2 separate regions of the Homo sapiens genome follow, and region 2 is linked to region 1. The links are chromatin loops, found by intact Hi-C in ENCODE. Cell type or tissue: mammary epithelial cell. All regions are shown on one strand. Each heading gives the region's core, and the rest is flanking DNA. Links, peaks and the distances in the headings are about the cores only. Region 1 overlaps GLYATL1-AS1 (GLYATL1 antisense RNA 1). Region 2 has its middle 34 kb from the start of GLYATL1.

What was found. Hi-C counts contacts between places; a loop is a spot of excess contacts. Peaks named below come from ENCODE experiments on the same cell type or tissue, not always from the same donor. Only the 100,000 strongest peaks of a DNase experiment are listed, where the experiment ranks them.
Region 2: a loop joins it to region 1, with 8 times the contacts of the local background. A loop is called at or near these places in 2 of 110 quality-filtered maps.

The regions. Positions count from the first base shown.
Region 1 is chr11:58,962,122-58,965,030 of GRCh38, reverse strand. The region is part of intron 5 of GLYATL1-AS1 (GLYATL1 antisense RNA 1); the gene reads left to right. Among named protein-coding and RNA genes, the nearest start is that of GLYATL1, 24 kb to the right of the region's middle. In mammary epithelial cell, for the core only: no CTCF peak of the experiment used is centred there; a DNase peak (open chromatin) is centred at 1,280.
Region 2 is chr11:58,904,490-58,907,398 of GRCh38, reverse strand. It overlaps a transcript of GLYATL2 not described here and a transcript of GLYATL1 not described here. Among named protein-coding and RNA genes, the nearest start is that of GLYATL1, 34 kb to the left of the region's middle. RefSeq lists an enhancer at 1,516-2,015. In mammary epithelial cell, for the core only: CTCF peaks have their summits at 1,247 and 1,798; DNase peaks (open chromatin) are centred at 1,448 and 2,018; H3K4me3 peaks cover 1,099 bases; H3K27ac peaks cover 964 bases.

The sequences.
Region 1 (2,909 bases), core at 148-2,647:
TGTACAATGGAAGAAGTGGCAGGAAGGGCTAAGGAGAATTGGCTTCTGGGGATGGGTTAGAGATAAGGGCCTGGGCACCACATTATGGAGCTTGCAATGGGGTATGTAAAAGCTTATATGGGATGCTCGTTTTCTCTCCTCCCATGGGTTCATAGAGGGCTCACCTCACTCACTCTTGCTAACAAGCTGCCCTCATTTTAGAGAGAGCTGGAGTGGGGTCTCTAACCCTCCAGCAACAGCTTAGGAGCCAGACTTGAAGCCCTGACAGCCAACACTTTCCATATAGACCCTGTTGTCCATCCTATCTTAGGAAGACAATGCACTCAAGAGGAAGGTAACATCTACCTTCGGACTCCAGAGGCTCCAAGGAGCCTCTCTCTCTCTTCAAGACAGGCTTCACCTCCACCTTCATACAGTGGTACTGGGAGATGAACAGGGGTAGGGCGATCAAGATTTAGTTCAACCTGTAGTTCCAGTCGGGTGGTGCTTGGTAGTTGACTCATTTTGGTCCCATTTGATATTTGCAGCCACCTGCTGGGATAGGTGTAACTGTTGCTCCTATTTCACAGATTAGGACAGGATAGTTTGCTAGAGGTCAGAGGACGAGTTGCGGGAGGGAATGGTTGTCAGTTAGGTTTTTAACCTTAGAGCCTCATGTTTTCTTAGGATCTTGCAGGGAGACCTTGGGCAAATTCCTTTTCCTCTTGGGGGGTCTTCATTACCTTTTTGTAAGTTAAAGAGTTCTGCCAGTTTGTGATTCTCTGTACTTTAATGTTCAAACTTATCACTTGGATAGGTTTTTTAAAATGGGGATTCTGGGTACCCCCAATATATTTAATTTCTCTGGGGTGAGGCCGAGATTCATCTTCGCTGAGCTACATCTGTAGAGATTCTGTTTTGATACCATTGGTTGGACTGTGGCTCGGTAATTTGCATTTCTCCAAAGTGAGTCCAGTCAGCTGGTCAACCGCCCCGCCTGTCTCTCTGTGACCCCTTCCGGGCGTCCGCTCTGCTTCTGTACTTGCATCCTGTGGGAATGAGATTGGCGCAAGCAGCCCTCTTTTAGTACCGCCGGGGGCACGCTAGCCAAGCCTTTAAAAACCACGCCGAGCCCTCGGTTTGCAGGTATTCAGGGCAAGCTAAGGCGCGTTTCCGCGTTTGGTATGTTCCCGAGTGCGGCCAGCAGATGACGAGAGAGAACTAGCCAGCAGAATAGGAAGGGGCAAGGAGGCCAGGAAGAAAAGTGGCGGGTGAAGATTGACATTCACTAAAACCAATGGTAGCTTCCGTTCTCCGACTCCCAAGCTTACCTTAATGGTTGACATCCATTAAGGCCAATGGTAGCTTCCGTTCTGTGACTCCCAAACTTCCCATTCTCTTAAGAGGCTGCGTTTGTGGCGCTAAATGGAAGGATGGGCGTGGGGACATGTGCTGGGACATGTGCTCGCTGAAGATACACCTGTTAGTCCAAGGTTGCTGCTGCTCCTAGTGGCTCAACCCTCTTTGACAATTAACCTTCCTCTCAGTTTATTAAGGCTGCCTCAGCTGTGTCTAGGCAAACCTACCCCCCATCACGCTGGGTTTTTGGAGTTTTTTAAAGCGTCGCGGGGTAAAGCCAGCATTACACTTTTCGTTTTCTTAGCAGATAACTATTTCTGGTGCTAACAGCGGGGAGCTGCCGGGCGGGAGTAGGGGTGAAGAGAGAATAGGGTGAGAGATAACAGGTGTGAAGCGTCCCTTAATGCCAGGCATCCTGCTTTGGCACTTTTTATAGGTTTGTCTCAATTATCTTTTTATTTAATTCATTTTCTGTTTCACAGATTATGAAACTTCAAGTAAATTGCCCAAGGACAGCCCTTGAATAATTTTAACTTCTGTCAAACGGCAAAGCCTAAGGTCTTTTATCTTGCAGAGGCTGCTTTGTCAGGATTTCAATGCATGCAGGTCCTGCGAATCGCTGTTCCTCACTCACTGATCCATCTCGCTGTCCACGCATTCATTCACCCATTCATTTCTTAGGAGCTCATCTGCAAGGTGTGGGGCTAGTTGCTACTAAAAATAAAAAAGAAAAGGGACTCTGCTATAAAGTAGAAGAGATTTTTTTTTGAAAGATTTACACAGAATTCCGGTGCTCAGCATGGTTTCGATCTTTCCCCCCAACATACTACTGATACTTATTATGTTCCACATAATATGATGGATTCTGAAGATACAGAGATGGGTGAGATGTATCCTTGCCTATCAGGAGCTCCTTGCCATAGGCAAGAGTAATCTATGAGCTTTAATTTTACATACCTAATTTTTAACGATTTGAGCATCAACTATATATATATATATAGTTTTGAAATTAACATATTAAATAAATATCAGGCACATTTAATTTCTTATTTTTTAGATGAAGGTGAATCTAACTGGTGGTTCAAGTATGTTCTTTGTTCACCCTAGTGGACCATCTTGGGTGCTTCCTGGAGTGCTTCCTCAGACTGCAACCCTACCCCCCTGGTATGTGCTTGGCTCTCTTCATTCTGCAGCACTCTGTCAAATGCCAGGCTTTTAGGGAGGCCTGTTCTGACCCCTTCCTGTTTCCTCTCCCTTTTATCTTCTCCTATCTGGAGGCTCTTTTCCTATTTATTTGTTGTTCTTTCTCCCTCCATCATCTTCTCTTCCTGAATCCTGTGTTGTTTTTTCATATACTACATCTCAGTATGTAGGAAATATGTTTACTGGGTTTTTTTTTTCAAATTTTTTTTCAGTTTCTCTCTCCCTGCTCCAGAATGTAAGCTTCAAGAGGGGCAGTGAAGAGTTCTTAACACCCCTCACTGACTGAGAAACAGTTGGGGATCGAGGGAGACAGCTTTGCCTGGTACATCCTGAAATCCCCTGAGGTGGGGGAGGAAGTTGAGGGATCA
Region 2 (2,909 bases), core at 266-2,765, 58 kb after region 1:
GTCCTAAATTCCACTCCAGCAGACTACCGTGAGGGATTCCAGGCCAGTGTCGCAAGGAAGGGCAGCAAGACAAAGACAATTGGAAGTCCAGATTTCAGAAGACAAAGCTGAGAGACCAAGGTGACAAGAGATCACAGGCCACAAACCTGGCGGGTGACCTGCAGAGGCAGAGAGAGAGAGACAGAAAACTCAGGATATATGAAGAGGTTTCCCCTAAAGTATTCAACTGTGTACTGATCAGAGCCCCGGCTGAGAAAACTTTCCAAGGCCAGGAAAGAACCACCCTAAAACTATTATGGTGTAACTTTCCTCCAACCCTCTCCCTGTACCTCTGTTAGGGATCCCCATTTCCTCATTTCTAAATTAAGGAGTTTGGCTCAGATCAACCTTTTATTGTTCCTGTGAATTGGCTCCTCTGAGCTTTTTAAAAAAGGATTCCACATCCCACCTTCACAGACTCTGATTCAGTATGTCGGGGTGTAGCTATGGAATCTGCACTTTTACCTGCCTCATCCCACAACCCCCGCCTCAAATGAGCACCGCGTTGTTTAAACAACCGTCTATGTGGCCACAGAATGACCTCAATGCTTTCCTAAAACTCCAGAACCTATGAAGGTAACCTGTGCTTGCAGCTGTGCTTGCTTACAGAAACAAAGGCTGGATGTCAGTAACCACCGTGCTACAAGATGGGAAAGAGCTCAGCAGCGCTACCCTAACATGAATCTTTGCTAATTACCATACCTAAATCTCTGCCCCGGGGAGAAATGCACCTTGCTAGGCACATGTAGTGCTGTGGTGCAACAGAAAGAATGAGACTGCCACATTCAGGTCTTCCTGGAAAGCCCCACCTCTTTCCAGGAATCCTTGTCCTCAGTCTCCACCTAGGAGTCCTAAAAGACCTTAAAAAGCACCCCCTCACTACACCCCAGGAACTTTGAACAGGAGCTCTCCTGTTCCATTCCCTGATCAGTGAATAAAGTTTCTGCTCTGCTTAACCGAACCTGGTCTCATTCTATGGGTGCAAAGGGCACCAGGGAAGGAAAGGATCCACCAGGGTCAAACGACACTCTTGAGATTCAGGAACACCCAGACGATCTCCATGTATCTTTTCAGGAGTAACACTCTTGGCCTTTGAAGCTGAGAGGCAGGAAGGGAATTACCACAACGGGCGGGGCCCAGCTCCCCATCCAAAACCTCCTTGGTTTTGGGCTGAGATCCTTCTGTCTACTGCCCCTGCCGGCCATCCACCTAACTCCGGGTCCGACCCAGAACCAGAAAAACCACTCAAAGAACCGGCGAGCCTGACCAGACAGTGCACGTGCTAGTGCCCGCTGCTCCCGATTCGCAGGTGTTGGGAAGACTTCTCTCTTGCCTGTCTAAGCTGAACTTTTCCCGCCTGGAAGAGCAGGCTGGCGCGCGGGAGGGAGCCTGGGAATTGACACTCTCGCTGGCCAATGGACGAAGAGTCTCTGGAGGCTGTTTTCTCTCATTGGATGGAAATGATTCATCCTCTCATCCACTTTGGAAGCTAATTCGCATCACTCCAGACAGTGATTGAAGAGAGGAAAAGGGATGAGAGTGCACGCCTGGGCGCACGCGCTCGCGGGCGGGTCAGACGGCCAGGCCGAGGGGACTGCGCGCCCACCCGCCCACCCTCCCTATTTGTCCAGATGACCCATCCCGGTCCCAGCGATCCCCTCCCCCGAACCACTCGGTCCACAGCCAGTTCCCGCGTACCAGGATAAACTAAGCAGTCACTGCCCTGCTTCTTCCTGCTCATCGGCGTCCCCTGTCTCCCAGTGGAAGCCAAGGAGGGGTTGCGCGGCAGCCGGGTGGGTATGGGAGATGCCTGGCGGTTTCGCGCTTTTTCCGCCTTTTGATTGCGAGTGGGAGCAGCGCGCTGAGGAGAGCTGCAAGGGGAATAGCCCGCCAAGGTGCTTCGGTGTGTGGCCATTGCTGCCCTTCTGCCGCTGATGGGTCGGCGGCGGTGGCGGGACGTGCATCCAGGCGGGATCCAGCGGCAGCAGCAGAGAGAGCTCCACCCTGATGATGCAGAGGCCCAGCTTCCAGCTGACTGCAAGTCGCAGAGCAGGCTGCACCCGCGTCTGCGTGAGGTCTAGAGGGACTTGGCCTGCTCCGCAAATGATCCAACTTCGTGGAGGGGCTGGCGAACACAGACAATGCCAGTCTGGACGAGGAAGGGGCCAGCACTGCTTAGGCCTGTTTCCCAGGACGCGCATTACTGGGTGCGGAACTTTACCCCTCAGATGAAGAGTATTTAGGCCTGTTTCCCAGGAGGCGCATTACTGGGTGTGGAACTTTACCCTTCGGATGAAGACTCCAGAGTTGGGTATCTCCAAAGTGATAATCAAGTAAGTGCTTTGCATGGGGCTTGAGAAAACATCTTACTGTTTAAGAACAGAACGTCTTACTGTCTAAGAACATGAATAGAAGGAGATGCCTTCAGTATTGAGTGTTATTTTTGAGAAGTTGGTCAAAGAAGGGGAGAAGATGGTGGATTAATAGATGATGGTGAAAATTATTTTGTAACTCATAGAAGGACAGATGTTTATGTAAAAGTTGATAGTTTTGGTGGAATCATGAGCATGTTTCTGAACTTAATGTAAAATACACAGAGACTCCTGAAATCACTTAAATTACACGGGTCTTGTGGTGTTTGGAAAGAGCAAACTTTAGAAGTGTAATTGTAAAAATAATATCAAACAGAAACAGGGAAGAGAAAAACGTAAAGACAGCTTTCTCAAATCGCTGTTATTCTTGAATCATCTGAAAGCAGTGCACATGACTGGCACTAATATGCATCGGAGAGTAAATCATTGCACAAGGAGACTTGATCTTCTTTTCATTGTAGAATCTGGAGGAAAAAAGCTGTTAAAAGCAAGAGGTGG